Linked DNA regions of Homo sapiens: region 2 is linked to region 1. Evidence: chromatin loops called from intact Hi-C (ENCODE). Cell type or tissue: MCF 10A. All regions are shown on one strand. Each heading gives the region's core, and the rest is flanking DNA. Links, peaks and the distances in the headings are about the cores only.

Region 1 (15,651 bases), core at 2,994-10,993:
AAGGACCAAAGCCAAGGCGGGAGGGAAGAAAGGGAGGCCCGCTCACTCCCTGAGTGCAGAGCTGTCCCACAGGGGCTCCCAGTGAAGACCTGGAGGCTTCCCACCCCCAGGGAGGGGAACCTTGCCCAGTGCTGTCCTTGTCTGTGCCACACTCCCAGCCGAGGAGGCAGCCCCTAGGGAACCAGGGATCTGCATTTCAGCACCGCCACCTGGACACCCGGGAGCCCCACGTCACCAATGGTCTCAAAGGCACTGCTTCTCAACTGAATACGAAGCACTGAGCAACATGCCTAGCACATAGTAGGTGCTCAATCAAGGGCGGGTTCCTTCCCCCAAGCCCAGCATCTATTTGTCCTTGCATTCTTCCTCCAGGCCTGTCTTCATCACCCTCTCCCCTTTCAACAGACTGACCTGGGCTGCTGCAGATGGGCATGTGGGCCTGGCAGAACTTTGTCACCCGTTAAGCTCTCAGCTGCCCACTGGGGAACCCCAAGACAGTACTCAGGATGGAGGCAGAACCCTGTGGGCCCTCCCTCCGCCAAGGCCCGGCTCCTCCCATGGCAGTTTCTAAGGCCCATCCCCAAAGAGAGAGCCTTGGAGAAGGGAGACTGTTTTGACAGGCATGTCTCTCAATATCTTTCTGGGGCTTTGCCCGAATGCCAAAAGCACATCTAAATAAACAGGAAAGGGAGGAGAAGATCCCATCCAGATCCTGCCACCTCTCTCGGCTCCAGGAGGGGAGAGATGCTGGGTGCATGAGCTGGCAGGCCGACCTGACACCGCGGCAGGCTGGTGGGGGCACTAGAAAAGGGCTGGGGGTGGTGGGGGTCCTGCTTCCAGAGTCACAGAGTGAGAGTCAGGAGGGCCCACAGAGGGCAGCCAGGCCAGTGACACTGAGGAGACATCTGAGGCCCAGAGGGCAGTGGGACCTGCCCAGCGTCACCAGGCGGAGCCATTAGAACCTGGGTCCCCTGCTCCTTGCCCAGTGCTCTTTGCATCTTCAGCATCCACGCTTCAAGAACCTCCCAGTCTGCCCACACTTCCTCTTTCTGGGCCACAGTCTTCCCATCTACAACACTAGGGGCTAGACTGGGTGATCACCAAGCTCCTTTCCAGCGCTGATATTTGATGATTCTATAAAGTCAGAGCAGCTGCCAGGGCCAGGGTGCCTGGGCCGCCCCAAGCTAGGCACTAATGGCATCAGGGAATTCTCTGGCTTTGCCCAAATCCTTCAGATGCGTCATTCCTCCTGCCCTCCCCTTCCCTGTTCCCCGGTCTCTACCCTCAGCAGGCTGCCGGGCTTCTCTGGCCTCCTCCCCTCAAGGGTATGCACCATCAAAGAGAGTCCCAGCTGGAGAATGACTCACTAATGGAATGTCAGACACTGTGACAGGCGAAAGAGGGGAGGCACCTTAAGCTGGGATTAAGTTGGTGACTTCCTGGTGGCCACCTACTCACAGGCCACCCTATGCCCACAGAATCCTCTACAATCTCATACCAGTGAGATCGCCACATATTCCGCCTGGAGAAGGTAGCCAGACTACTTAAGTCAAACAAAGAAAACCAATTCATAGGCCTTGAGAGCCTTCAGGGAAGCCCCAGGAAGAGGCTGGACCCTGACACTCTAGGGTCACTGTTGAGTTAAAATACTGCCTGGAAAGACACACTTAAACATGTTCTCATAGAGAAATATACAGGGCCAGAAACATACACAAGTTCAAGGACAGGCATGCATACAAATGCACACAGGAAAGGCATCCCACAAAGAAATGTATGTGTAAGCATACAAGTACCCCAGTGCCACCACACATACAGACACACACAAACACATACACATTGATCAGCACACACACGAATACACACATACACAGCCATGAAACATACAAGCTAACATACAAATACACTGAAATAAGCCAATAAATATACACATGTACTCAGCTATCATCAGGCACCAGCAGAATTGTGCAGACACACAAGCTAAACACGCTGGCCCTCACGTGCTCACATTCACAACCAGGACAGGAAGGGCAAGTGGCCCAGGAAGCTCCAGAGTTAGGAGCCCAGATCTCAGGACCAAGGCAAGAAAACAGCTCTTAACGGCTTCCAAGATAACTCCCCCTGCTTTTCTCGCAGGGCTTCACTTTGGACAATTTGTTTGCTTCTCTCACACTCAAAGCTCGTTTTTACAGCTTACAGCTCCCAGAACCTGTGACTTTTGGAGTTCTGTTCCCTGGCAAGAGCTGAAGCTTCCTGCCCTAAACATTTCTCCTGCCCATCAGTACAGCTGAAATTCCACTGTTTGACACACCTCTTTAGGTCCTAAGGGTAATTCAATCTCTAGGAATCCCCAGGTAAAATGTAAATAATTTTCATCCTTCCTCCGGAAGAAGGTGGGAGCAGGGGATTCCACCACTTAATGGCTCTGGGGCCTTGGGCTCATGACTTAACCTTCTATGCCTGTGTCCTCTTCTGTAAAATGGGGACGAGGTAGTTGTGAAGATTCAATGAGATCACGCATGGAAGAAACTTAGCCCATTTCCCTGCATACAATAAATACGAACTGCTATCATTGCGGTCATGATCACTTTCATGGTCATAGTTTTTTTTTTTTTTTTTGACATGGAGTCTCTCACTGTCCTCAGGCTGGAGTGCAGTGGCGCGATCTCGGCTCACTGCTATCACTTCCTTTGACCACCAGAGACCAGCCCAGCCGTTAGCCAGAAGGGCCTGGGCTGTTCCTCCTGCCTGGGAAGGAAGACTCTCCACACCCTTCAGGTACCTCCTCAGTCTTTCTCTTAGAGGCCTCCCCGGATGTCCCCACACTAGGCCAGGTCTCCCTGTAGACTTACCACAGTTGTAATTATAAGTGTGTTTGTTTAGTGCCTCCCCCACCCCATACTGGACTGTAAAGCCTCCAGAGCAGGGGCCATGGCAACCTGGGTCTCCAGTGCTGGACGCCTGGCAGGTATTCTCTCAATATTTCTTGAATGAATTCACAAATATTTAATGATATAAAAGGAAAAAGATAAAGTGCTCTGTGGGGCTTTTTAAAAGGATTTCACTTGGGAGCAATCTGGGCAGACTTGCTGGAGGAGGCAGCTTTTGACAGCATTTTAGAAACATTGAAGGTGGGACAGCAGGTGGGCTTGCTGAGATTGGCTGGGGCAGGATAGCCACATAAAGGCATTCCAGGCAGACTCACAGCATAAGCAGAGGTGTAGAGGTAGGACAGCGGGGAGTCTGGCTGCCCTGGGAGGCCCCTGGAGTTATCACAGGTCCCTCCAGCCTCCAAGTTATACACCACCACCTGAGCCTGGGCTTGTAATCCCTTCCCCAGGGCAGAGGACACCCAAGTAAAGGGGAACCCTAAGGAACACTGAGAGTCTAACGGAGGAAAAAGAGGGGAGCCCAGATTTGAAGAGGGTAAAGGTGAAGCTGGGAGGGGAGCTGAGGACGTCAGCAGAGCCCTCCTGGTACCTGCCAGTGCCCAGGATTAGGCGGGCATCAGCGAACAGAAACCAGTTACGCATTCCCAAGGTCTCAGCTTGGGATGTGACAACCCAGAGCAGCCAGGGAGTGACTCATTGTCCCATAGATCCTCCAGCTGACACTTGCCTTAGCATAATAAGCCTGTCCCAGAGGTCTGGATGGCTACAAACACCTCATCAGCTCTTTAAGCTCTCAGCCAGCCCTGGCTAAGGGGTGGGGAGTTGGATACCCAGGGCCTCGTGGCTGCAAGGAAGCCGATTCCACCAGGAGGTTACACCCCTGCAGCAGGGTCTATACTATCTCCGCCTGCCTGCACGTCCTATCACTGAGGTCCCAGCCAGTCCTCCCGGGGCTTGCTGACTTTAGTGCTCATTCCCCAGCAAAACTCCCCTATCCTGTGCTCTGTGCACTGCATGAGTGGCAAGAAAACCACGTTTGGAGTCTATAAGTCTGGGGTCAAAACCCAGCTCTGCTATTAATACTAATGAGGGCTCTTCCAACACGCTGCTGAGAATTAGTCAGATGTGTTTAGTAAGCCCTGTCTAAGCTTCAGGCACTGTATTAGAGCTTCCCATGACTTCTCTTTAATTCTCACAACCCAGTGTGCAGATGGGAGAACAGAAGTTCAGAAAGGGCAACTAATTTGCACAGCACCGCACGGTCAGGAAGCGGCAGAGCTGGGTTCAACACAGCAGACAGGCTGCTCCAGAGCTAAAGCTCTCATGTAATTCCATTACCAGACTGAGGCGTTGAGCCAGCACCTAAGCTGCTCTGTGACTCAGTTTCCCTGCTGTACAATGCGGGGATTAGTCTAGCTGATCTCTGAATTCTTTCCAGCTTTGTTGTGCCTCCCTGGTGACCCATTTGCAGGTGACAACACATGGGGGGGGAGTCTCCCGGGGACAAATGGGCACTAATGGTGGGACTTTCAGGTTTGCGCTGGGCCACAGGGAGCTTCTGTTGGGTAGGATTCCCCTGCACTTCCAGGCACCCAGCTGGCCCGGGGGGCCCCAAGGCAGCAAGGCAGGAAAGAGATGCTATCTTGTTTCTCTCCCTGGACCAAGAGCCACCAAGGAAAAAACAGGACCCCAGGGAGCTCCAGGACTGAGGACCAGTAAACACTAGTGGGAGGGAGGGGTGGGGGAAACTCCATAAATCCACCTGAGTAAGCAGTGCTTTTAAAAGCCCTTTTCACTACAGAATACAAAATGCACCATTTTAGGAGAGGATTTTATAGGCTATTTCTCCTGGGTGATTTACCATCTGCGGGCCAAGGTTCACCTGGGAGTCCTGGCCTCAGAAGGCCCATGGGTATGGGGTGGAGTCAAGGTCAGTTTCTTTTTTTTTTTTTTTTAGATGGAATTTCACTCTGCCACCCAGGCTAGAGTGTAGTGGCGCGATCTCAGCTCGCTGCAACCTCCACCTCCCAGGTTCAAGCTATTCTCCTGCCTCAGCCTCCATAGTAGCTGGGGTTACAGGCATGCGCTACCACGCCCGGCTAATTTTTTGTGTTTTTAATAGAGACAGGGTTTCACCATGTTGACCATGCTGGTCTAGAACTCCTGACCTCAGGTGATCCACCCACCTCAACCTCCCAAAATGCTGGGATTACAGGCATGAGCCACCACGTCCGGCACTTTTCAAGGCAAGGGCTGGTGTCCTTGCTGGCCTCTGGTGGGCTGGGTCACTTGTCTTGACCTGTCCTCCCAAGGCAGGGGACCACTCTGGCCTCAGACACCCAGTGTGGGGGCTGGCAGAAGTGTGGGGGCTGGCAGAAGTGGAGAGGTCACGGCTCACCCTCTTCCCTGCTCACCCTGCGCTTACTCCATTTAATTCGTTTACTCCCTGTCTCTCTCTGTCTCGTGCACCTTCATTCCGCAAGCCCCTCATGAGCCTGCCACAGGTGAGTCCTTGCCCCAGTGCTGGGAGTTCAGACAAATCAGAAACAGTCCCTGTCCTTGAGAAGGTGACCACCGTCTGGTGGGAGAGACAGAAGTGATGGATCATGAAGTCACAGAGTCCGTGAGGGAGCGTGTACAGATGGGGTGTTCTGCAACCTGGACAGAGCCCTGGATGGCACTAGTGAGCTCTGGAGACAGAGAGAGATGGGGAGGAATTGTGGGTAGAAGGATCCGCCCACACAAAGGCGTGGAAGCTGGGACAGCCTGGGGGGCTTGAATGCCAGGCCGGGGAGCTGGATCCCCCACCCTGCTGGGAGCCATCTAAGGTGCTGGAGCAGGGGAGTAACAAGCTCAGCTCGTTTTAGACGTTCTTTAAGCAATTCCACAGGAGAAGTTACTCATCCCGATGCAGAGCCTTGTGTTAGAAACAGATGTCACTGCTGCCACCTCCACAGAGGGCCTCCTGGCTTTGGAAACAACAATTGCCGCTTGACAACTCAGATATAATTATGTCTGTAATCCCACCAAAATACCACTTGATCGTTTCATTTTTGTAGCATGAGGAGGTGGGAAAATGAAGGCGTCTGAGCCTTGCCCCTGACATGCAGGCTCCCCCACCTCCCAGGAAAGGGGAGGACCTGCAGGGCCACAGGGCAGGATGACAAGAGGAGAGCAGTTCTCTCCTATCCCAGGGGTGTCTGACCCCTAGGGCCAGGCCTGCTCAAAGTAGGGGCAGGACAAGATAAGGCAGAGAGATGGGGAGGCCTGGGTCCAAATCTCAGCTCTGTCCCTGCAAGCCGTGTGGCCCAGGACAATGCACCTCCCCTCTCTGGGCCTCAACATCCTCGTCCGTAAGATGAAGAGAAAAACAGCACTGACTAGCAAAGACTGGGCTGCATGCTATGGTCCAGGCGCTGTGAGAACTTCAAGATCCAGGCCCATGAGAGGAGCCACCCTCAGCTATCTCTTCACTCCCCATCTGCCTTGATTTTGTCACCTTCTATGAGTGAGATTTGTGTTATCTGAGCCTCGAGTTGTAAGGATTAAATGAGACAATACTTAGAAAGTGCTCAGCACAGGGCCTGACTCAGAGTACTATGCAGAACAGGATTCAAAATCCCCCATCGTACAGACAGCAGAGGTGGTAGAGCTGGGATTCGAACCCAGGCCAGTGGGACTTGGAGTGCAAGCTCTGACCACCACCCTGCCTCTCCCACAATGCCCGCCTTACCCCCTCTCAAAGCAGTGGTAGGTGGAACAGGTGCCTATAACCCATCAAAGGGTGGCAGTGACTGAGTGTCTGTTGGCCCCAGCCTGGTGACCACAGTGCAGCAGCCCTGCCTGACAGATCACATGCTGGTCCACCTCACCCTGTGCCCTTTCTCTTGGTGGACAGCTGTCCCAGCCCCAGACCTTGTTCCATCCAGTGTCCCTGACCAGGGTCCCCTTTCAGAACCCCTGGCTTTCTGGTCAACCTAGGCCCAGCTGGCACAGCCAGTCATGCCAGGCCCAGCCATTGACAGGTGCTCCCGGATCTGAGCTGCTCCCAGCCCCCAGCAGTATGTTCTACACCTTGTTTAGCCAGCTAACACCTTGTTGGGCCAGCTCCCTGTGGCCCCTGACACACAAACCCCTGGGACTTCAACACTCACTGGGAGGAGCCACCCAGAAGTCCACTTGCTACCCTCTGCTGCCCCCAACTGGCAGGAAACCACCCTGCGCAGACACCTCCATCTCCATCTGAACTCACCACCTAAGAACTTGGTCTCTGGTCCCCTAGGAACCCCTCCAGCCCCTCTCCACCTTCTACTGCCAGGGCTGAGCCCTAGAAGTTCAGTCAGGGGTGATGTTGCTTTGGGGCCGTGACGGAAGGGTATGGAAGTGGGAGGGGTCTGCCCAGTTACCTGGGGCTCTGGAGGAAATGTGGGGTGGAGGTGCACCCCTCACACAAGCAAAGGGAACAGGTGTGGGGAATGCTGCCTTGTGCCAGGCACTGAGCCCTCACAGCCACTCTGTGGGGAGGGGTTCCTGCCCATTTACAGACAGGGAAAGAGAGTGGGGCAACTTGCCTGAGCCATCCTACAGAAGGGAGCAGTGGCCAAGATTCTAATCCTGCTTCATCCCTGGGTTGGGGGGACTATCCCTGGGAGAGGCCAGCACTGTACCCCAAGACCCTGAGTGGGTGTGAAGAGAGGAAGAAAGGCCCCCACAGAGAGCATTCCACTCGCCAGTTACTGAACCTGGCAGGGACTGGGGTGGTGGCCTTTACACCTTAACGGGAACCAGTTCATCTGATTCCATGCTGCCCAACAGGCTTAAGTGCAGGGCTGGGGAAATGGAATTTACAGGGATGGCCTTCTGATGTATTTGGAAGTCCCCAGGGCAGGAAGAGGAGGGGGTACAGAGGCTGGCTTGTTCCCTTCACTTCCATCCTCCTCACTCACACTGCCCAAGCCAGCTGCCACTTGCCAGGATGAGGCAGAAGATTCCAGGGATCCTTGAAGTGGGCTCTTCCCCCTACCCCTGCCCAAGGGCATTCTGAGCACAGATGTTGGGGGGGTTGGAACAGGCTCCTGAGAACCTGCTTGAGAAAAGCAATTTGCTTGTCCCCCCAACCCCATGCTGGATCCCCACCCAGTCTTGGTCTCTGCCCACTGAAGGAGCTCCAGACTCTCCTAGCCTGGTCAAGTATGCTGCACTCCATGTCTGCTCTGGCCTACTCTGGCCCACCTCACCTCCCTTGCTGAGGACCTCATACTCCTGTTAATATGGCCTTAGATCCCATCTGCTCTGTTCACTGCCGTGGATCTCTTGTCGCTTCCATTCCAGCCACTTCCTCACATTTCAGCCCCCAAACTGCGCTCAGTTCCTGCTGTCATTTGCTCATGCTGTTTCCCATGTCCTGGCCTTTGCCTGGAATGTCCTTTCCCCTTCACCTGCCTGGAAATTACTTCACCAAGCCCCGGCTGGCCCTTCTGTATTTCTGCAGGTAGCAACTACGTTTTCATCCTCTTTGTATCCTCAATGACTGGCATAGGCCCTGACACATAGTTGGTGATGATGGCAAATTTATCGAAAGAAAGAATAAAGAAAGGCAAAAGGAGAGAAGAAAGTAAGTTCGTTCACACCGCAGCAAGGCTCGCAGACGAGAGCTGGGCTCCTGCCCCTACCACCCACCAGCTGGAGACCTGCTGAGGCCAGGCCTCTCTCCTCCCTAAGCCTGGGATCCTCAACTGTAAAATGGAGCTGATGAAACCACCTTCCTGTGTATTAATGGGGTGGGGCGACAGCCTCCCAACCCTACCAATACTGCAGCAGTCCCACCTCTGTCCCAGGCCTCAGACTAGCCTGGTCTTGGATTCAGGAGGCTCCAAGACCCCCTGTCCCCAGACTCCTGCCCCGAAGAACATCCTTGCCCCACCCTGGCCACCCCGGACAACTCCTGAGTCCCACCTTCCAACACTCCCTCTGCAGAAAAGGGGGATGCCCCCCGCGGAAGGCAGACACAGACCAAAATGACGGTAATGTTCCTTTTGGGTTTGAATAGTTTAATACCAATCAGCCTCCGTGAAGGGCAGGGATGGAGGGAGTGAGGGTGGAGGGGGCGGAGGGGGCAGGGTTTGCTCTTCCACCACCCCGCCCATCCGCTGAATACACGCCGGATGCTGGGTCAGGAGACTGACTCACAGAGCAGAACTAAGCAAATTCCTCATACTTCAAGGAGAAAACTGGGGCGCCCATGGTGGGACCCCACCCAGGGGTCCAGCACTACCGCCCTGTTACAGCCAGGACCACGTGGCTGACATCCCTCCACTGGTTGATGGGCCACAAACATAAATATGTCCCAAGTGAACGACCATCTGAGATGGACCCACAGCAGCCTGGGCCAGTGGAGGGAGCCCCAGCAAGTATCCTGGGCAAGCTGCTCCTCTCCAGGCCTCAGTTTCCCCATATACCCTGGGACAGATCTGGCTTGTCTGATCTGTGAGCCTGGCTGGCTTTTCTGTTCCCCACCCCAACAGCCACCCGGAGCCTCCGTAGCTTGGAAGGGGCACAAATGGGGGGCAGCGGGGCCGGCTCTGCAGGGAGCAGAGAATGCCCCCTCCTGGACCTGAAGTCATGCATTCCTCCTTCAGGCAGCCCGCAGCCCAAACTTCGGGTCCCTCTACAGCTGGGGCTGGGGCCTGGTGGCCAGGAGGGGGCAGTGTGCAGATGAGCGGGAAGGAGCTGTCGTGGGGCTCCGAGGGCAGTTGGACCAAAGAACACCCATTCCTCCCAGGAAATGTGATGGGGGCTGGGAGAAGGGCTCAGCTCAGACGGGGTGGCTGATATCCAGGTGCTGGGAGGAGAGGACAGGAAGGAGTAAGGGGTGAGGACCACTGGATGCGGGGGAGAGGGACAGAGACCTGGGCTCAACTCCAGGCCCTACCCTAGACATGCTGTGTGACCTCAGGAAAGGACCCTCCCGTCTATGATTCTCAGTCCCTCCTCTGTATAGGGAAGGGTTGAACCAGTTAATTTCCAACAGCCTTTCCATGGTGACATGGGCGGGAGGGTCACCCACTAGCTTGCATGTTTGTGTTCACATGCCTGTTTCTTGAGTTTGTGTGACAGAAAGACAGCTGAAACATGGGGAGGGTGCAGGGAGGCTACAGGAGTGAGAAAAGGGGTGAGCAGCTGGAAAACCTGAGGTCCACAGCTCAGAGGTCTACTGCTAGCTCCACTCACAGCCATCATCCACTGTGGTTCTTGTATCCTGCAGGGGAAAGTCCAAAGGCTTTAGCTCACCCACCAAGGTCTCTCACTCTTCTCTCCAGGCCCTGAACCCATCCAGCACTCCAATCACACAGGGCCATTAGCTTGTTTCCTTCTATTCACTTCACTAACTGAAATACTCTTCTCCCTTGGTTCCTGACGAACTCCTATACACTCCTCAAAGCCCAGCCCCAAGAGTCCCTTCTTTAAGAATTCTTCCCTGTCCTTCCTGGCCAGAGATAACTGTTCCTTGTTCTGTCACAGCATCCTATGCAGGGTGTGCACAACCAAGCACCAATAAAAGTGAGTTGTTGAAAGAAACCAAAGACCTGCTCCTAGAAGCATCCATAATCAACCCAATGTTGAGTTTATCTGCAGTTTCTGCCAGACCCCTGGGCCTTCCCCTCCCTGACACTTCTCCTTCTCCATCTCGCAAAAAATAGCCCTGAGACCTAATTTCAGCTAAACCTTCAAACACGACTCTCCACTTTCAACTTCCCGAGGAGGAATCAATTGGCTGTCAAGTTTCCCTGAGCCTCTGCCACCTCCCACACCCCAGGCCTGCCAGCCATCCTCAAGGTTGATGGGAGGGGGGTGGGGGCAGAGGAAGGAGGGAGGGAGGAAGGACCCAGCCCGCAACAGGGAAGTTTGGGGCTGGGGAAGGGAGCAGGCTAAGGAGCTCGTGGGGAGACCAGGAAGAGTCATCAGCTCTTTGCCTCCCAAATCAAACCACGGCTCCTCTGCCATGGAGTGGCAGGAGAGAAAGAACAGCATGCTGTTGCTGCTAAGGGGTCCAGGGCCTGGGGAAGCTGGGTGGGCACATGCAAAGCCCCCAGACCCAGTCTGACCATTGGTCTATGCAGATCCAGGGCCCCAGCTTGCTGCCTGCCACCCTTCCCTCCTTCCCTTCCAGGAGACACTACTGGCACAGAGCAGACAGACCTGGGTTTGAATCTCAGGAGCCTGAGAGCTGATGGCCACAGATGCACAGGAAGCCTCTCTGGTCATCTACTCCCAGGCCCCTTCCCCCATCCTCATTCAGGGCCCCCTATAACTTGCAGGGCACATGCCAGCCTCGTAGCACTGTGTGGTCCTGGAGAGCCACTCCCCTACCCCCCAACTCTCCCTATAGGAGGGAGGGAGTTGTCCCAGATAGGCAGAAAAGTTCCACTCCTGAGCAAGCCACAAAGCTGGTATGAGGCTGTGCAGGGCCTGAAACCTGGGTCGGGGAACTCTCTAGAGCCCATTCTCTTAGCTACTGCACCAGAACATTTAAGCACCTATTTATGCCTGAACTGTACGCTGCCTTACAAAGTCCATCCCCCACATTTCACAAAAGGGGAAACTGAGGCTCTCCCAGGGTCATACAGTCTACAAGAGGCAGGGGCAGGACTAGCACTGAGCCTTCAATGCCCTACAGAGTGGCTGCAGGTCCTCGGCTGACTCACAAAATGAGGAGGGGTGGCATGTGATGGTGTAAACAACCCAGGCTCCTGAACTGCTGTCAGCTGGGTGGTGACCTCTGACAAGCCCTTCCCAGGCCTCAGTTTCCATGGAGAAGGTGGACAGGCTGAGCCTTGTAGACCTTACACCGTGACTCATTGATTCTCCCTGCGGAGCACCCCTGTAAGAGATGCTGACAGCCTGCCATCTGGGTTTGAAATGGCAGTGAAGGTGGCAGTTATTCCAGTACATCCTGTGGCATCTCCCCTGCCTCCCCGAGGCAAAACCATGTTTCCTGGGTTCCCTCGAGGGTCTACACAGAGCAAAAGTCAGCTGAGCACGTGAGGACATAGCTTTTGGGAGCCTGTAAGTGAGCAAGTGTGTGCTACGGGCTAGGGGAGGGAGGAGGGTGCTTCTGGCCCTGCACAGGGTCTGTGTGAGGGACTGTCCCCAAGGCCCAGGCCAGGCTCACCACTGACCTTCCCCCAAACACCTTGTCCTCTGCCTGTACTCCAACCCTCCTAGATCTTTACTGATGTTTTACAGCCAAAAATGGAAACCCGATTTGGATGTTAATGATGGATTTCATCCATGAAGCACCTACCATGGGTCAGACTTGGGCGACCACATTCACCAAGTCCACAGTCCAAGCAAAGTCTGTCATTCCAGATTTTACTGTCAAGAACACAAGGCTCGGAGAGGCTCAGTGGCTACTGAAATCACATGGGTCATGGAAGATCTGGGATTTGAACCCAGATCCCCACCTCTGAGTTCTCCAGTCCCCTCAGCTCCCAGCACCCAGCCCAGAAGAGAATCTCAAATCACATCTCTTAAGGACCAAGGTGCCCAGGAAAGGACACAAAACGTAGATGTCCGGCAGTCCTGACTCAGGAGCTGAGTGACACCAGCTAAAGAATTTCACCTCTGAACCTCAGTTTCCTCACCTGTGAAATGGGCACACTAATGGTGCCTCCCCTAGAGGGTTGCCATGAGAAGTGGGCAAAACGACCACCTTGAACACGCTCTCCATCCTGCAGACCCTAACCGGGCAGGTGGGACTGCGAGTTGAGTCCCAGGCAGCTCGAGGTTCCCAAGGCTGGCTCTGACTGAAGGTGGTTTCTACCCTGGGAGACAGAATGAAGACACCACTACAGGGAAAACACTGATCCTAGCTGTCACTTAAAGAGCTGCAAATTATAAAAACTTTAAGGTGTGATAATACCCCTATTAGAGCAACTCAGAAAGGGAAATAGCCGGAAAAGCGATGCTGATGGGGTTCTGGGGGGGTGTGGGGCAATGGATCCGCCTCCTAGCCTGAGGATGGGTGTGCCTCATGCCCTGGAGTCACAGAGACCTGGGGTCGAATCTTGGTTCCGCCACTTAGTAGCAGTTGGAGCTTGGGCAGCAAGTGACTTTACCTCTCGGAACCTGTTTCCTCACCTGGGAAATGGGGTAACCAATGTTTCAGCTGTAGGTGTGTCTCCTGGATGAAGAGAGATCAGGTAGGCTGGGCGTGGTGGCTCATGCCTGTAATCCCAGCACTTTGAGAGGCCGAGGTGGTAGGATCACCTGAGGTCAGGAGTTCAAGACTAGCCTGGCCAACATGGTGAAACCCCGTCTCTACTAAAAATACAAAAAATAGCTGGGGGTGGTGGCAGGCTCCTGTAATCCCAGCTACTCGGGGGGCTGAGGTGGGAGAACTATTTGAACCCGGGAGGCAGAGGTTGCAGTGAGCCAAGATCACACCACTGCACTCCAGCCTGGGCGACAAAGCAAGATTCTGTCTCAAAAAAAAAAAAAAAAAGAAAAAAAAAAGAGATCAGGGATGTAGGACAGTGAGCCCAGTGCCTGGCACACAGTAGGCACTTCATCAATGGAGGTGGCTACTATTACTAATTATTATTAGTCATCGTTCCCTAGGGTCCCCCTGAAGGCCCACCCTGCCTGCTGTGGCCCCAGGGATCCAGAGAGATCAGAACTTGGTCTTCGCTCCAGCTGATGGGGGTCACCCTTGTCCCAGCCTCCAAGCGCTCCCTGCAGGCTGGAGACCAGCTTCCTGAGACCCCCTGGCCAAACTCAGGGCCATGACCCTGAATCGTCTCAGCGCAGGCTTCCTCCTCATTGCCCATGGGCTCAACCCCCAGCTGGGGACTCAGAATCACCTCCTGGGGAAAGCTTGTTAAAATGCAGGTTCCCAGGCCCTGCCCTGGCCCAGTGGACTGAAATCTTAAAGAAGGACAATAAGCTAGTTTTTAAGGCATTTTTATAACATACTGGCAGTGGAGAGAATCAGTGGCCCTGGGGAAAGCCCCATCCCTTTGGCCTGGTACTGGAGGTTCCACGTGACCTTGACTCGGCCAGGCCTCCCAGCCTCACCTCCTACACTGTCCTCCAGATCCCCTCAACTCCAGCTCCACCAAGCAGTTCTGCATGCCACAAACACATCAGCCCCTGACCTTATGAGCTCACATTCTCATGCTGACACTAAGTATTAGGAAACAGAAGAGCAGGCTGCTGTGATGGCGGAAAAGCAAGAGGGCTTCCTTGAGGTGGTGTGGTCAGGAGCTGATATCTGAGCTGATGCCCAAGGGATGAGGAGCCAGCCCTATGGCAAGCAGAGGAAATTTCTAGGGTGCCTCCATACCTTTGCAACTGCTGTTCTCCCTCCCCGGAAGTCCCTCTCTCTCTCTCTCTGTCCTTGCCTAGCCATTTTCTACGGACCCTTCAAGATGCAGCTCAAAAGCCAGCTCCCGTGGGACCCCCTCCCAACCCACTGTGAATAGCCAATCACTTCCAGCTCCCCTGGAGCCCCTATATGATGCTATCCAGTGACAGCCAGGCCTGCACACTCTCTGTTCCTGCCACCCAGAACCTTCTTTCCTCTGCTTGCACACAGCAGGCATGCCAGAATAACTGATGAGTGAATGAATGGATGAACAAACCATCCAACATCCACCTGACCTACAGACCTGAGCTCCGTGGAGAAAGGAATGTGTCTATGTCATCGCTGCGTTTCTGGTGCCTGGCACAGCCCTGGAGAGAGGTACACACAGTAATGCTCCTGAACGAGGGAGTGAAGGGACCCAGAACTCTGGTGTGTGTGTGTGTGTGTGTGTGTGTGTGTGTGTGTGTGTACATGCACAAATGCAGAAGGGTATGAACAGTCAGACGTTAAGGGTCATTGGGTTCTGTTTCCATAAAGTTGTTTAGGTTTGTAATTTTTAAAAAGTCTGTGTGCTTGTGGGGACCACTCAGTTCAATAGCTATGATATATATTCTGTGTTTTGTCGGTTCTAAGCCATCATCAGTTATAATATATAGCATTATTTTATGTACCACCAAGAAAGATTTAAATTATGGTATGCCATGAGAGGTGTTAAAATATATGGAAACAAAAATAGTGCATCTTTTCGGGGTTGCAGAAGCACAGTGTGTGTGCGCCCTCAAGGGTACATTTATCTAAACTAACAAGAGCCTCTTCTCTTTCCGGGCCAGCTCAGCGCTGGGCCCCATAGCCTTCGGTGCTGTCTGTCCTCCACCTGCCCCCTCCCTCTCAGGATGGGACCCCCCATGTGGCCCCCGGGACCAGGGCTGAGCCACGGAGATGGGAGCAGCTGAGGGATCGGATACCTAGAGCAAGGGAGGCCGGATGCTCTCCGGGTCCATGAGGCTCCAGGAAGGGGGGCCGTGGGGTCACAGAGCAGCACCCCGGGCGAGGTGGTGATGGTGGTGGCAGTGGCGGTGTTGGTGACGCAGAGATAGTTACCGTGACCCGGAACGGCGTGGCGGCCGAGGGCTCCATGCTGGGGCTCTTCTCGGAAAGGCTGCCAGGCAGGCTGCGCCGAGAGCCCGGCCTTTCTTGAGGCGACTCTGCCAACAGAGGAGGAGAGAGAGGTTGAACAAGAACAGCCAAGGCCACACAGCTAGGGCCTCCTGCCACTCCCATCCCAGTCAGGACAACAGACAAACCGGTCCCTAGAAAATGGTCCAGGCACTATGGAAAAGTCTGGCAGTTCCTCCAAAAATTAAAAATACAAGTACCACATGACCCAGCAATTCCACT
Region 2 (15,651 bases), core at 6,730-14,729, 410 kb before region 1:
GAGGATGATGGAGTTGGCCAGGGAGGATGATGGAGTTGGCAAGGGAGGATGATGGAGTTGGCCAGGGAGGATGATGGAGTTGGCCAGGGAGGATGATGGAGTTGGCAAGGGAGGATGATGGAGTTGGCCAGGGAGGATGATGGAGTTGGCCAGGAAGAGGAAGCTTTGGGTGTCATGACCTTGAGGAGAGAAGCCAGCATGTGGGAGGAAGTGGTGCTTGGAGCAATGGCTGGGAAATGGAATGTGAGGATGGGGTTTGAAGAGGGTGGGGGAGCAGATCATCCAGGGCCCATGGGCCACCTTAAGGTATTTCTGGGGGCCAGGGTTGTGACCAACTGAACTTGGGGTCCTCAAAGCACAAGCCGTTTGAAGATTGAAAGCAGGTGGCAGCTCCAGGGCCGGGCAGCGGGGCATACATAGATGTGGGGTGGGGGGGTTGCAGCCTGGCCAGCCACCTTGGCTGCCACGGGTCAGGTCGGGTGATCCTGAAACCCCCAGACCCAGTCGTCCAGGACCCCAGCTGAGAGGAATCCCAGGTTATACCGTGCCCTGGGAGGGAGGCTCCTAGCTGGCCAGGGGCCCTTCAGAAAACAGAGGCTGAAGCTTGGAAGGGCAGGTGGAGCAGAGCTGGTGGCAGCAGAGTGGGTTCCGGGCAGATGGCACTGGGCAGAGCTGCAGAACAGCTGGCCGGGCCCCGCTCATTCTTATTTTCTCTGGGCGAGGCAGATACAGTCCCTGCTCCCATGACTGGCTTGTCAAGCAGTGGCCTAGTTTCTCTATGGTAGAATGGCGATGGTCTCAGTGCCCACCTCACAGCACTGAGCGAAGGGTCAATGTCAATGAGGTGGAGCACGTCACACTACCACAGCACCCGGTGACCAGGAGGTGCTCAAAAAGCATCCCCTGTTGCTTCAAACTGGGTCTGCTCTCAGAGCTCATGGCCTCTTGGGGGAGCCTGTCCTGCCATGAATAAACCTAAGACCAGGGTCAGAGAAAGGGATGCAGGAGTTCAAAGGAGGGAGCATCATTGTGGCTCAGGCAGACATAGGGAGAGAAAAGGAGGTGCAGTCAGGGTAGGCTTCCTGGAGGTGGTGTCCTTGAAGCCCATCCTTGCAGGATGGATAAGACTCCCAGAGGCAGACATTGGTGGAGGCAGCCCAGGAGAATGGAAGTGTGATGCTTGGGGGTCAGTGTGGGCAAGAGGATTTGTCTGTGTCCAAGTGCCTGGCTCAAGTCTGTGCTTGCTGAATGCAACAGAGGCCTGGGATGCTGGGAGGAACCTGAAAGGTCTCTCCTGCTGCCTCACCTTGACCTCCAAATAGATTTGACCCTCATGTTAGAACCAGAAATGGGATGAGGTCAGGGGAGTGGAGAAAGTGAGAGGCATTAGCAGACACAGGCCCCTATGTCACTGGTATCCCCCGTGCAGAGGGCTCCTCTGCAAGCCCCGCCCACACTCCATGGGGAGTGACAGGTGGGCAATAGCATGGGGCTGGTTAGAAACCCCAGCCCTCAAGCACCTTTCCCTGGGGACCAGGCCAAAGCCAGGCCCAGGAAGCCAGTGGCCAGCTGTCTCTATTCACTTGTTGGGGACGTGTCCTGAACTGGTTTGGGGTGGTTTTCTTGGAAAGGCTGTATTTTTGAGGTGGTGGTGGTGGGTTGTTGCTGACCTGGCCTATCTTTTTGGGACTCTGGGACTGGGTATCCCTGAAGGTGGTGGTGCTGGGGGATTAGTCAATTCCCCCTGCCTGAGGGCAGCCTGCCTGAGGCAGGGCCAGGTGGGACAGGCCTTGGTTGCTATGCAGTTCCTCGCTGGACCTCTTCCTCCTGGTGCAAACACGGGGCCTTCACCCCTGGGGTGCCCAAGCTGTCCCCTCACCAGGCTTCCTCCCTCGCATGCCAGTGCCCTCCAGCTGTGTTCCTCTTGCCGGCCTCTGTTGCCTCCTGGCCAGTACACCCTGCCACCTCCCTGCCCCACCCTGCACAGGTACCTGGCTCCCAGATTCAGGGGAAGAGAGGATCGGTGGTAGCATGCAGCCTGAGGCCCTCACCAGGGGTGGGGTCTGGGGATGGGGGGTGCCCAGCTGATCTGCTCTGGCCTTCCTGACTCCTTCCCCCTTTCTCCTCGCTCCCTCCCGGGACACCTGGCCTTTTAAGATTCTTCCTGGCCTTGAGCTGAATATGCATCCCCAAACCTCTGGGCTTGGGCCCTAGCTGCATCCAGGGCCCAACAAACTAATAAAAACATCAGTCACTTAGAGATCGGATGTTATGGACCTGGTCTCTTGCTAACAATTTTACCTGAACTGTCTGGTTTAATCCTCAACAATTTTATCAATCCTATTTACAGACAGAAAATCGAAGCTGGAAGGTCAGTCTGTTCCCTTGCTCCGTGGCTTCCTTTGGAGGCATACAGGCTGTCAAAGATCCTCTCCTCCCCGAGATTCCTCAGCCACACCCGGCTTCCTCTCTCTCCCATCCTGTCTCCTCTGAACAAGCAAATTCCCACAGGTTTTCCCCACTCCGCCTGGGCATTTCCCTGGAGCTTCTCTGGCTCCAGAAATATAGACCAGGGAAAGTTGAAGACAGGGACAATATCTGACAACTCCAACATCCAGGCTATTGTCACACAGCACTGAAGCAAATGTAGGCTGGAGAGGTCTCCACTGCTCCGCAGACATCTCAAACCAACACTCCAAGACTGAGCTCACTGTTGTCTCCCAAACCTGCTTCTCCTTCTGGTTTCATTTTAGCCAGTAACACCATCCATCCATCAGTTGGGCAAGCCACAGCCAGAGAGTCCCCTGGACTTCCACCCCTTCCTCACCTCCCACCTTACTTCCCACATCTCTAGGTCTGTGCCCTTCTGTCCATCCCCACAGTCCAAACTACCCCACACTGGAAGCAGTGCCTGGCACGCAGTGGATGTTCCATGAACATGTGTTGAATGAATGAATGCCTAGTTCAGGCTCTGGCCAGCTGCCTCCAGACTCCCTCCCTCCAAGTCTTTCTCTACTCAGTAGCCAGAAACATATGGAAAAGCTCGATCTAGTCCTGTCCCGCTCTGCTTCCAAACCTGCAGTGCCCTGCCGCTGAGCACAGGCTTTTGCTCACACTCACTCTCCAGGCTTGCAAGACCCTGTGTCACTCGCTGGCCCTGCCTGCCTCTGCAGCCTCCCCCATCCACTGCTTTATATGGATGTCCCACATAACACTGTTCTTTTTGGCCACCTGCACCAGGCTGATTCACACTTCTGTCTTTGCACGAGCCAGCCCCCCTGCCTAGAAAGCCTCCCCACCCCTCCCCATCTGCCTGGTGAGCTCTCCCTGCTGCAGATGCCCATTCAAAGGTCACCCTGGCTAAGAGGCCCAACTTGACTGCCCTGTTTGTCTATTATATCACTTCAAGCTCTGCCGTTATTTATGGATGCGCCTGGCCTCTCGGTGGACAGAGAAAATCACCAGGCCCCGGGGGCCTTGTCTTACTCATCCCTGTGTGGAGCTCCCAGCACAGGCCTTGGCACAGAAGGCCAGAGTGAAGGAAGCATCAGTTGAGCCTGAGGCACCTGGAAGGCCAGGTACTGGTGCAGGAGCATGCATTATGTACCTTTATCTTGTCCATCCGGTTCGCCCCTTAAACCGAGAAGGAAAAGGATTTCTTCTCAAATTGGGCCACTTGGGAACACTTGGATTGATTTTCCTTTGTTTATTTTTATTTTTACTTTTAACTTGCTTTCCAAAGTTAGGTTAGAATTGAGCTATCAGTGGTGGGTTTTTCCTAGCACAATTCCACTGACACATTTCAACAGCCCCTGCTTCTTGACCTGAGTGAGGCATCTCTCTTGATGGCATGCAGATGATTGCTTTGTAAAATATTTTTAAACCCTGACAGCTCTCCAAGAGAGAAGGCTGTTGTTAGGAGAGTGCGGTTACTTTCAATTTCTCTTGACCTTTTAGGAAAAGTTGTTTGAAATGTAATGTTTATTCTCTGCCTTCACAGAGTCCTTGGAGAATCTAAGATGGTATCGTGTTGTCAGTTATTTTCTTTCCAGCTTACTGCTGCACAAGCCTGGCCTTTATTTTGTTACCTGCAGATAGAGTATGGTGCATCTCCTCTTCTTCCAGTGGCTGGCACGTGAGTCCAGTGAGGGAGACAGGAAATCATCCCCTAGGCTTAGTGGTGATGGCACAGGAATGCCTGGTGCATGGAGCCTGGCCAAAGACGCCACATTTCCCTATCATCTTCTTTACCGATTTGTAAAATGTCGGTATAGATAACAGAGCTCTTAAGGGGTGATACAGTCTGGCTGTGTTCCCACTGAAAATCTCATCTTGAATTGTAATCCCCATAATCCCCACGTATCAAGGGAGAGACCAAGTGGAGATAACTGAATCATGGGGGCAGTTCTCCCTTGCTGTTCTCATGATAGTGAGTGAGTTCTCAAGAGATCTGATGGTTTTATAAGTATTTGGTAGTTCCTCCTGAGTTCATTCTCCTTCCTGCCACCTTATGAAGAAGGTGCTTGCTTTCCCTCTGCCTTCCGCCATGATTGTAAGTTTCCCGAGGCGTCCCCAGCCATGCTGAACTGTGAGTCAATTAAAACTCTTTCCTTTATAAATTACTCAGTCTTGGGCAGTTCCTTTTTTTTTTTTTTTTTTTTTTTGAGACGGAGTCTCACTCTGTCCATCAGGCTGGAGTGCAATGGTGCGATCCCGGCTCATCGCAACCTCCGCCTCCTGGGTTCAAGCAATTCTCCTGCCTCAGCCTCCTGAGTAGCTGGGATTACAGGCGCCCGCCACCGCACCCAGCTAATTTTTGTATTTTTAGTACAGATGGGATTTCACCATGTTGGTCAGGCTGGTCTCGAACCCCTGACCTCGTGATCCACCCGCCTCAGCCTCCCAAAGTGCTGGGATTACAGGTGTGAGCCACCACGCCTGGCCTTTGGGCAGTTCTTTATAGCAGTGTGAAAACAGACTAATACAAGGGGCATCTGTGCCAAACTCTTCATTTGGCATGGGAGAAATGAAAGGCCAGAGGGTGTAGGGCCAGGCCACGGTCTCTCAGTGAGGTTAGGACATGGCCAGGAGGTGACTGTATAATACAGTGGTGGAATGGAAAAAACACAGACTTAGCACTGGACAGACTGAGGCTTGAACTTCAAATCTGTCACTTACTCACTGTGTGGCTGAATAAAAGCCTTCCTTTGTCTCAGCCTCAGTTTCCTCAGTTCTAAAATGGAAACCATAGTAATCACCAGCATTTGTAGAGCGTTTTTGTGCAGGCGCCATCTGTATTTCAACTCACTAACTTTGCACAACATCATTCTGAGGTATTATTGTTATCACTACAATTTTAATTTTTATTAACAACAATTTTTTTTAAGATGAGGCCTCCCTATATTGCCCAGGCTGGTCTTGAACCCCAGGGTTCAAGTGAACCTCCCACCTTGGCCTCCCAAAGTGCTGGGATTATAGGTATGAGCCACCACACACCCGGCCCCACTCCACTTTTTAGACGAGGAAAGCAGGGGACAGAGAAGTTATAAAACTTGCCCAGGGTTGTAAAGAAGAGCGTAGATTCCAACCCAGGCAGTCTGACTGCTCCACATCGGGGGTCAGCAAACTTTGGTGGATGGACCAAATGTGCCCCAGTGCGTGTTTTTTTTTTTAAACAGTGTTATTGAGATATAATTCACATACTATACAATTCATGTGTTTAAAATATACAATTTGTGGTTTTTAGTATAGTCAAGACTGTGTATCCACCACCATGATCTATTTTCATCATCCTGAAAAGGAAACCCTTTACCTCCATTTTTTTTTTTTTTTTTAGACAGAGTCTCGCTCTGTTGCCCAGGCTAGAGTGCAGTGGTACGATCTCGGCTCACTGCAGCCTCTACCTCCTGGGTTCAAGCGATTCTCCTGCCTCAGCCTCTTGAGTAGCTGGGACTACAGGTGCGTGCCCCCACGTCCAGCTAATTTTTTTTTTTTTTTGTATTTTTAGTAGAGATGGGGTTTCACCATGTTGGCCAGGATGGTCTCAATCTCCTGACCTCATGATCTGCCTGCCTCGGCCTCCCAAAATGCTCGGATTACAGGCATGAGCCACCGTGCCCGGCCAACCCTGTACCTCTTAACCATCACTCTCCATTTTCCCCATGCCCCCCAACCCTAGAAAACCGCTAATCTACCTTCTCTGTGTAGATTTGTCTATTCTGGACTTTTTATATGAATGGAATCATCCAATGTATAGTCTTATGTGTCTGACTTCCTTTTACTTAGCATAATGTTTTCAAGGTTCATGTATCAGTACTTTATTCCTTTTTAAAAACAATTTCCATGTTTGCTATAAATCTTACTTTCCGAATCCCAAGTCTTCCTCTTTCTTGTTTTACTCCCTCATTTTGGGAGAGCACATTCTCAGTTGTTCCTCAAAAGTGTACTTGGAATATAAATTTTTGAGGCCTAGAATGTCTGAAAATATTATTCTAGCTTCATACTTGATAGTTTGGTTGGGTATAGAATTCTCCATCACTTTGACTTATAATTTTGAAGGCACTGCTCTACTATCTTCTAGATTCTGTGTTGTTGAGAAATCTCATGTCATTCTGTTTCCCATTCCTTGTGTTTTCACTGTCCCTCCTACTTTCTTTCTCTGGATATATTTAGGATTTTATCCTTCTCAGTCTATCAGAATTTAACATGATATGGCTTGGTATGTGCCTATTCTATTCACTGGGCTGGATACACAATAAACCTGTTCAATTTGGAAATTAGTATCATTATATACTGATAAATTTCTTACATTATCTATTATTTCATTCCTTTTTATTTTTATTTTTTTGAGACAGAGTCTCGCTCTCTTGTCCAAGCTGGAGTGCAGTGGTGTGATCTCGGCTCACTGCAACCTCTGACCCCTGGGTTCAAGTGATTCTCCGGCCTCACCTTCTGGAGTAGCTGGGACTATAGGTGCGCACCACCATGCCCAGCTAATTTTTCTATTTTTGGTAGAGATGGGGTTTCACCATGTTGGCCAGGCTGGTCTGGAACTCCTGACCTCAGGTGATCCACCTGACTCGGCCTCCCAGAGTGCTGGGATTAAAGACGTGAGCCACTGCACCCGGCCTACTTCATTCCTTCTTATTGCTAAATAATATATTATTGAATGGATGTACCACCTTTTATTTATCCATTTATCACTTGATGACATTTGGATTGTTTCCACTTTTGGGCTATTATAAATAGTGCTGCTATGCACATCTGTGTACACGTTTTTGTGTGGACACGTTTTCACTTTTCTTGGGTTTTCATTCCACCTGGGAATGAAGTCACTGGGTCGTATGGTAACTGTATGCTTAACCATTTGAGGCACTGCCAGACTGTTAACAAAGCACCATTTTGCATTTCCACCAGCAGTGTGAGAGCTGCAGTTTCTCTACATCCTCACACTTACTGTCTTTTTGATTCTAACTATCCTAGTGGATGGGAAGCACTATCTCACTGTGGTTTTGATTTGCATTTCCTTGATGGTGAATGATGTGGAGGATCTTTCCTGCTTATTTTTATTTTTATTTATTTATTTATTTATTTATTTGAGATGGAGTTTTGCTTTTGTCACCCAGGCTACAGTGCAATGGCGCGATCTTGGCTCACCGCAACCTCCGCCTCCCGAGTTCAAGTGATTCTCCTGCCTCAGCCTCCCAAGTAGCTGGGATTACAGGCATGTGCCACCATGCCCGGCTAATTTTGTATTTTTAGTAGAGATGGGGCTTCTCGATGTTGGTGAGTCTGGTCTCAAACTCCTGATCTCAGGAGATCCTCCCACCTCGGCCTCCCCGAGTGCTGGGATTACAGGCATGAGCCACCGTGCCCAGCCTCCTGCTTGTTTTTGTAAATAAAGTTTGGAACACAGCCATGCTAGCTCATTCATTTACATGGTGTCTGTAGCTGGTTTCTCATGATAATGGCAGACTTGGGTGGTTGTGACAGAACCTACAAAGCCTAAGATATTTATTATATAGTCCTTACAGAAAAAGTTTGCTGATTCCTGCTCTACACTACAGAGGCTTATAATCTTGCTGTGAAGGTTTGTTTATATCAAGTTCCCAATATACTGGAAGTGTTAAGCAAATGTAAGTTTCTTCCTTTCCTCCATCTTTCCCTCCCGCCACTCCTCTCTCTCTTCCTTTCTTTCCTAGGGCTCTTTCTCAGAGCAGACAAGATTAGGCCTCCATCTGCAGCTCCAATTTCTCCCTAAAGCTGTCTTCACCTCCCTCCGGCCTGCCCCTCCAGGTATGTCTGTCCACCAGGTGCCAGGTGTGGCTGCCCAAAGATACCTCTGTCTTCCATCAGCCTTCTCCAGGAGGCTTCCCAGGGCAGGGGCTCCACAGGAGGTGTTGCTAGTCTGGAGGTCTCCTAGTGACCATTCATCCCCCCAAGACAAGGGGGTGCTATCCTTGAGGCTGATGGCAGCTTCAAGCTAATCTCCCAGGGACAGGGATGCCCTGGAGGAAGAGGCCCAGGGGGAAGGAAGCCAGGATCACCTCCACTCATCCTCAGGATAATAACTAGAGGGGGCAGGCTCCCCAGTGCTTCCAGAGACCCTTTCATGAAGTTGTTGAGCCCCAGGGTACAGACCAGGGCTGTGGGACCCCAGACTTACTGCCATCTCCTAAGCTTCTTCCTTGGCAAAGTGAAAGCATTGGAAGGATGAGTCTTTTGGGGACAGTGAGGAGGGAGGAGGAGGAAACTGGGAGTCTCTGAAATTTGGCTGGTGAGAGGGGAGCCCAGTCCAAGCTCCTGGTGCCTGAGGAAAGGGCAATGCTGATGAGCCTGAGCAGCAGGAAGGGCCCCAGTTCCCTCCTATCTCGGTCCCCTTCCCACAGCCGCCCCCCACCACCTCTGGGCTGCTTAACTGCAGTAGACTCCTCACTGGTCTCCTCACCCCGATTCTGCCCCCAAGCCCTCTTCCAAGGTAGAATAAAGTTAGGGGTCAGGCTCTGGGCCCGGGTTGGCATATGAGCTCCAGAACTTCCAGCTGAGTGACTTTGGGCACCCACTTACTTTCCTTGTGCTGCTTCCTGATCTATAAAGTGGGAGACCACTGCTGTCTACCTCCTTAGTTGCTGTGAGCCATAAACTCAATAATCCACGTAAAGGGTTTAGGACAATAAATGTTAACTTACTTTTATTTCTCAACGTGCAGAGCTTTATTTCTGAAATAGAAATCTGACCAGTCAGTCCTCTGCTAAAAACCCTCCTAGGGACCCCTGAAGCTATGGGAAGGAGCTTGTTTTGTTTTTGTCACCAGGCTGGAGTGCAGTGGCACGATCTCTGTCACCCAGGCTGGAATGCAGTGGCACGATCTCCACTTACTGCAACCTCTGCCTTCTGGGTTCAAGCAAGTCTTATGCCTCAGTCTACTGAGTAGCTGCGACTACAGACATGTACCACCACGCTGGCTAATTTTTGTACTTTTAGTAGAGATGGGATTTCGCCATGTTGGCCAGGCTGGTCTCGAACTCCTGACCTCAAGTGATCTGCCTGTCTCGGCCTCCCAAAGTGCTGGGATTATAGGTGTGAGCCACTGTGCCGGCAGTGAAGGGGCTTGTTCTGACCCTGAGCTTGCCAGCCTCTGCATGTCTTTACCACACCCCTCCTGCCCACACCCAGCACCCCCTTACGTTCCCTAGTTCACCTGTCAGGGCCTTTCCCTGAGTGATCGGTTCTGCCAGGCGCCCTGCTCTTGTCCCTGTCCCCTCTTCTGGGACGTCCCTCCTTGACTTCCACGCACAGCATGGACACATGGGTGTGCAGAAGTGGAAAGGGGTACTCGGTGCACAGATATCATATGGCATTTTGCAAGCCATGAAGCAGGGCCCCACCCCAGTGGGCTGTTGGTCACTGTGGGTCCCACTGTCTGCTGTTGTGTTTGAAAATAGCCTCTGGCCTTATGCCTCTCCACCTAAGCACATAATGTATGACGTGGGTTCTTAAAACTTGGAATCAGTTAAAATGTATCTTATTTTAAACAAAACTAATCCATGCTATTAGAAGTCAGGAAAGCAATTACCCTAGGGTGGGGCTTCCAGGGTGCTGGGGATGTTCTGATTTTTGATCTGGGTGTTGGTTTCTTCGGTCTTTTCAGTTTATGAAAATCCATCGAAGTTTTCTGTGTGTATATTACCCTCCAATAAAAATGTCAAAACTGTTTTGTTTCGGTAATTTCCTCTTTCACCCCTATATCCCTTGACATACCTGTAGATACAGAACTGTAAAACCTAAGGCAACAATGCCCAGGCTAAATAATTCATAATCCAATTCCATAAGTGCCATTTACTCTGTGCTGGGCCCTGTGCTGGGGGCCCAGGGGACTGAATCAACCACAGCCCAGTCCTCCAGAAACTCCTGGTCTGTGGGGATGGGGAAATGCAGCCTAGCATGGGGTGGAGAGGTCATAAAAGCAGATCCAAGAGGAGGGGATGTCACTGCTTTCTAGAGAATCATAAAGCCAAGAGGGACATAGGGGCATAACAGAGATCAACAGGTTACTTGAGGGTTTGGTATATGCCGGCCGTTTCTGTTCTAAATGCTTTTCCATGTGGTGGCTAACTTAATCCTCAAAGTAACAGGAACACCGGGAGGTAGGTACTATCATTTTCACCTTTTCACAGTGAGGAAAGAATCACAGAAGAGCCAGGTAACCTATCTAAGTATAATCAGCCAGAAAGTGGGAGAGATAAGACTTGAACCCAGGCTGTCAGCTTCAGAACTCAACTCGTGCTCAGCCTCCAGGCTAAACTGTGCTGTGGGGAAAATAATGTTCAGTTAAATGCCCAAATACACAACGAGGCTCGACATACAGATGTGCTCCATGAACAATGGCTACTACTGACAATAAGAAAGAAACAACCTATTAGAGAAAAAGTTAACCTGAAACTGAACATGACGCCTTTTGCTCATTCATTAAGATCGGCCACGCCGCCTTCCGGGAACTGGATGCCCCCGGGAGCTCAGCCATACCCTAAGAAAAGGAGATTTTGTAGCTGGGCCTGAAGGATAAACTGAGCGGATTGGGTCAGGTGAGCTGTGAGGGAGGGTGCACCCAGCAGAGAGAGCAATAGTGGCAAAAGCCCAGAGGTGCAAAAATGTGTGTGTTTGCAAGCTTAGCTGGGCAGAGCTCGCGATTCAGAGGCGCTTCAGCCTTCTCCCTCTTAAAAACTGGACCTCGGGCGCCACCTGGTGGCGACCTCTGATACTAATAGGGCAGAAACAACCAGCTGGGGCAAAAGTTCCCCACACCCTTCTCTCCTGGACCATTTGTTCCTCCTGTCTCTTTCCCCACAAATGGATTTGCTGTAAAATGGACTTTTACAGCTGTTAACGTCAATTTAAAAATTTAAAAAGTCAATTGACTTTGACAGCTGTAAAAGTCCATTTTACAGCAAGTCCATCTGGGGGAAAGAGACAAGGTGTTGGGATGTGGATGGGATGGGAGTGGTGAAGACATGGTGAGGTCAGTGTCAAAACAAGCCCCTTCCCGGCCGATCGCAGTGTCTCACGCCTGTAATCCTAGCACTTTGGGAGGTCGAGATGGGTGGATCATTTGAGGTCAGGAGTTTGAGACCAACCTGGCCAACATGGCGAAGCCCTGTCTCTATTAAAAGTACAAAAATTAACCCGTGTGGTGGGGAGTGCCTGTAGTCCCAGCTACTCGGGAGACTGAAGCATGAGAATCGCTTGAACCCAGAAGGCAGAGGTTGCAGTAAGTGGAGATCGTGTCACTGCACTCCAGCCTAGGCAACAGGGTGAGACCCTGTCTCAAAAACAAAAACAAAACAAGCTCTTTCCCATATAGCTTCAGGGGTCCCCAGGAGGGTTTTAAACAGAGGACTGACATGGTCAGACTTCTATTAGAGAAAGAACACTCTGAGCATTGAGAAATAACAACTAAGGTAAAATTTTAATTTAAAAGTACATTGATTTTCCAGTTATTAAGGCAACGCGTGCTCATTGTAGAAAATGTGGAAATTATAGAAAAGAATAAAGAAGAAAATAAGTCACCCTTAATTCCATCACCCAGAATAACCACTACTAATATTTTGGCATATCTGCCTCCAGTGTTTTTCCCTGCATATAATTTTCACAGAGCTGAGGATTAAACTCGCTGGTGTTTAAATGTATGTTGAGTATTTTTGTGGACAAAGTCTTGGTGTGTGAATAAGTGTGGGTGTTGGGAGCTGGTGCTGGTGTCAGACCACTCTGAGTTTGAATCCTGTCTTTGCCTTTACTAGCTGTGACTTGGGCAAGCGCCTTCTCTTCTCGGAGTAGTAGCCATTTCCTTCACCATCTGTAAAATGTGATTAACAATGGGACCCATCCCAGAGCTGGTTTACAGATTAAATGACATGATGTATGCAAAATGCTTAGGACAGTGCCTGTCGCAGAGAGGTTACTCACCAGTAACAGATTACTACCTAAAGCTTTGTCTTTCCGACTCTTATCAGCAGTCTCTAGAAATGAGATTGATTTCAAGGTTCAAGGATATGAAGAGCCACAAGGTTGTTACGGTTTGCCAAAACTGAGTGGAAAATTTTAAGCAAGATCTCGTGTCTCCGGCACCACAGCTGTTCTCATTTGTCTCTATATTCTTCCAGGCCCTGTTTACGCAGAGCACTTTTTAAGCATTGTAATTGCAATGCTTGCACCAGTTCCCTTAATGTTACATCATCAACATTTTCCTAAGCGGCTGAAGCTGTCATTGACAGCGTTTGCTATCATTCACTTAACCATTTTTTAATTGTTGACTATCTGGGCAGTCTAATTTTTCATTCATTCATTCATTCATTCATTCATTCATTCATTCAACAGTTCCAGAATGCCTACTCTGTGCCAGGCACTGAACTAGGCACTAGGATATTGTGGTCAGCAAGAACAACACACCCTTTATATTCTGGCACCCAGACTCTGGCTGGCAAGACAGGCTATAACAAGTAAACAAACAAGTAACACTCCAACTGTAAACTATGGTGAGTGCTGGGAAGGAAAAGGAGAGAACTCCCGGAGAACTTTATTTTCACATTTGTGTATTTTTTGGAAGTAATCCTAGTCCTGAAATCTAACCTGCTTTTGCTTCTTAGCAGACACAGCTAAAGCTTTTCTTGAAGAAGTCTCATGTGGGTTTGGATTTTCCACTAACACATTTTAGAATTTCCTGAGAAGTCAAGGGTGCCATGGTATTCAAAGACCTGACAGTCGGGCTCAAGTGGGCCTTGTTTCCTTTCTTTTCTCCCTTGCTCAGAGGCTTGTATTTCAACTGGTCCAGTCTGCTCCCTGCCCTCTTGAAGAAGCAGATGATTATCCCCTTCTTAAATCTTGCTTCACCTTTTCTTCATCTTCCCTCTCAGTACAGGGCCTCCATGAGCCCTGGGAGTCTTTAAGCCAATGGGCAAAAGCACCCCCATCCCATGGCCAAAGCCATGATGGGTGAGGCTTTGCACACATTGGATTTCAACGCCCGCAAGGCCTCTTGCATGACTGCAGCAGCCCTATCCATAGCTCTTCAGTGACCACCCCACCTAGCTTTCTATCAACCTGATTCCTACTCCACCTCGAAGACTCAGCTTATAGTCTCTCTCTTATAGGAAGCCTGGTCTAGCTTTCTAATTCACAGTAAATTCTCTATTTCTTGAGCTACTGGATGAATTTTATTTTTTACTCTTTGCCTCATTGGCACTTAATCATATACTCCCTCATGACACCTCCTATTTTCCTCTCTTGCATAATTATTTCATCTGAATAAGTCTGACTTAGATGAAGAGATCAGAGGTATCTGTGCAGATGTATCATTTACACTGAATAATGAAGGAGCAGTAGCCAGAGATCTAAAGAAAGGCAGAGGGCATGTGCAAAGGCCCTGAGGCAGAAGAGGTCTCGGGATGTGAAGCCAAAATGAATATTTCTATATGGGATTGTCCTTACAGATTTGACATATGAGGCTGAAAATGACTCATTCATTAATACATCCATACTACTTTGTTCATACTACCATGAACAAAGCAAGGGCCACTGTGTTCCAAGACCCAAGAGATGGGGATACAGAGATGAATCAGACAAGATTTGTTCTTGCCCAGACTAATGGTGGAGGCTGAGATGATTTCTAGATAGTGTGACAGACAGACCAGGGTTGAGAGTTGTGGATGAGAATTATGGGTGTGAATAGAAGAGCACAGAGAGTAACTATTTCTGCCTGAGGCACTGGGAAAAGTTTGTCTAAGAACAGACATGAAGGAAGGGAAGTCCAGACAGAAGGAACAATGTTTACAAAGGCATGGAGGCAGGGAGAGGGGTTGATTTCAGAAATTGTAATCAGGAAGGGCCTCTTAGGACAATCAATGTTCTTGGACTTTATCTGTAGATGGTGACAAACCAGGGGAGGTTTCTAAGCAGGAGAGTGGCAGGTCTGGTGTGGAGAATGGGTGGGTGTGTGGCAGAGCTGGAGGTGAGCTATCAGCAGAAGCCTGAATTGGGGTGGTGATGATAGAGATAGATAAGAGAGGAAAGAGGAGATCTCTCTCTCTCTCTCTCTTTTTCTCTCTCGAATGAGTCTCGCTCTGTTGCCCTAGGCGTGCAGTGGCGCGATCTCAGTTCACTGCAGCCTCTGCCTCCTGGGTTCATGAGTTTTGTGCCTCAGCCTCCCGAGTAGCTGGGATTACAGGCATATGCCATCATGCCCAGTTTTTATATATATATATATATATATATATATATATATATATATATATATATATGTTTTTTTTTTTTTTTTTTTTTTTTTTTTGAGACCGAGTCTCACTCTGTCGCCCAGGCTGGAGTGCAGTGGCGCGATCTCGGCAAATTTCAAGCATGGATGACTGAATGAAGGTAGTGCCACTTGCTGAGATCAAGGACACCAGGAGGAGGGACAGGATTTGGGGGGTAGGTTTGTGGAGAGAAATGGGGGGACAGTGAGGCCTTCTTACTGATACCACGGACAGCTCCAAGAATTTCCAGAGGACTTGCATCAGACTCTATGAGTGGTTCTTGCCTCCGCTGCCTTAGAATCAGCGGAGGAGCTAATTTAACATGCAGATTCCCAGGTCCACCCAGATGTGCTGCATCACAGTCTCTGGGGGTGGGGTCCAGGAGCCTGCATTTTAAATAAACACCCCGGGTTGTTCCCATGCAAGTGGCCAGACGACCATGCTTACAGAAACTCTGAAACAAAGTCATGAAGGGAACAGATGCGAGCGCCCTCTGCTGCTAAAAAGGAGGTTTGGATCTCTTAAGTTTATGACTTGGACATTTCAAGGCAGTTTATTCAGCAAGTGAAACCCCTGGACTAAAGCAAAGAAACAAGACACCTGGAGAGATGAGAGAGGAAGAGGGGCCACGTTCCTTGACAACTTCTGTGTTTCTTTCACCCTGTAGTGTCGAGCGAGGCAAAGTTCCCCTGTGTGCAGTCGTGGCCGCTGTGGTCAGTCTGGGGTGCTGTTACACCTTCTCAACCCCACTTCCTAAAAAAACAAATGCGGCTCCCTCAGGTGGGAGGGGAGAGCTTTCTCCTTGGTTTGGCTTTAAAATGATGGCAACTCCCAAAAATGGAAAGCAGGGGCTCAAACAGGTATTTGT

What was found. Peaks named below come from ENCODE experiments on the same cell type or tissue, not always from the same donor. Only the 100,000 strongest peaks of a DNase experiment are listed, where the experiment ranks them.
Region 2: it touches region 1 in a loop (7-fold over the local background); 6 of 110 quality-filtered maps call a loop at or near these places.

Annotation. Positions count from the first base shown.
Region 1 is chr9:121,678,485-121,694,135 of GRCh38, reverse strand. It overlaps DAB2IP (DAB2 interacting protein), which reads right to left. Exons shown (of 16, transcript NM_001395010.1): 2 at 15,355-15,458. Among named protein-coding and RNA genes, the nearest start is that of DAB2IP, 35 kb to the right of the region's middle. RefSeq lists enhancers at 6,820-6,969, 9,337-9,837. In MCF 10A, for the core only: CTCF peaks have their summits at 7,077 (motif pointing left) and 9,581 (motif pointing right); a DNase peak (open chromatin) is centred at 7,075.
Region 2 is chr9:122,095,059-122,110,709 of GRCh38, reverse strand. LOC124902263 (a long non-coding RNA gene) reads right to left here. Exons shown (of 2, transcript XR_007061757.1): 2 at 15,310-15,536. Among named protein-coding and RNA genes, the nearest start is that of TTLL11, 9.6 kb to the right of the region's middle. In MCF 10A, for the core only: a CTCF peak has its summit at 11,234 (motif pointing left); a DNase peak (open chromatin) is centred at 11,229.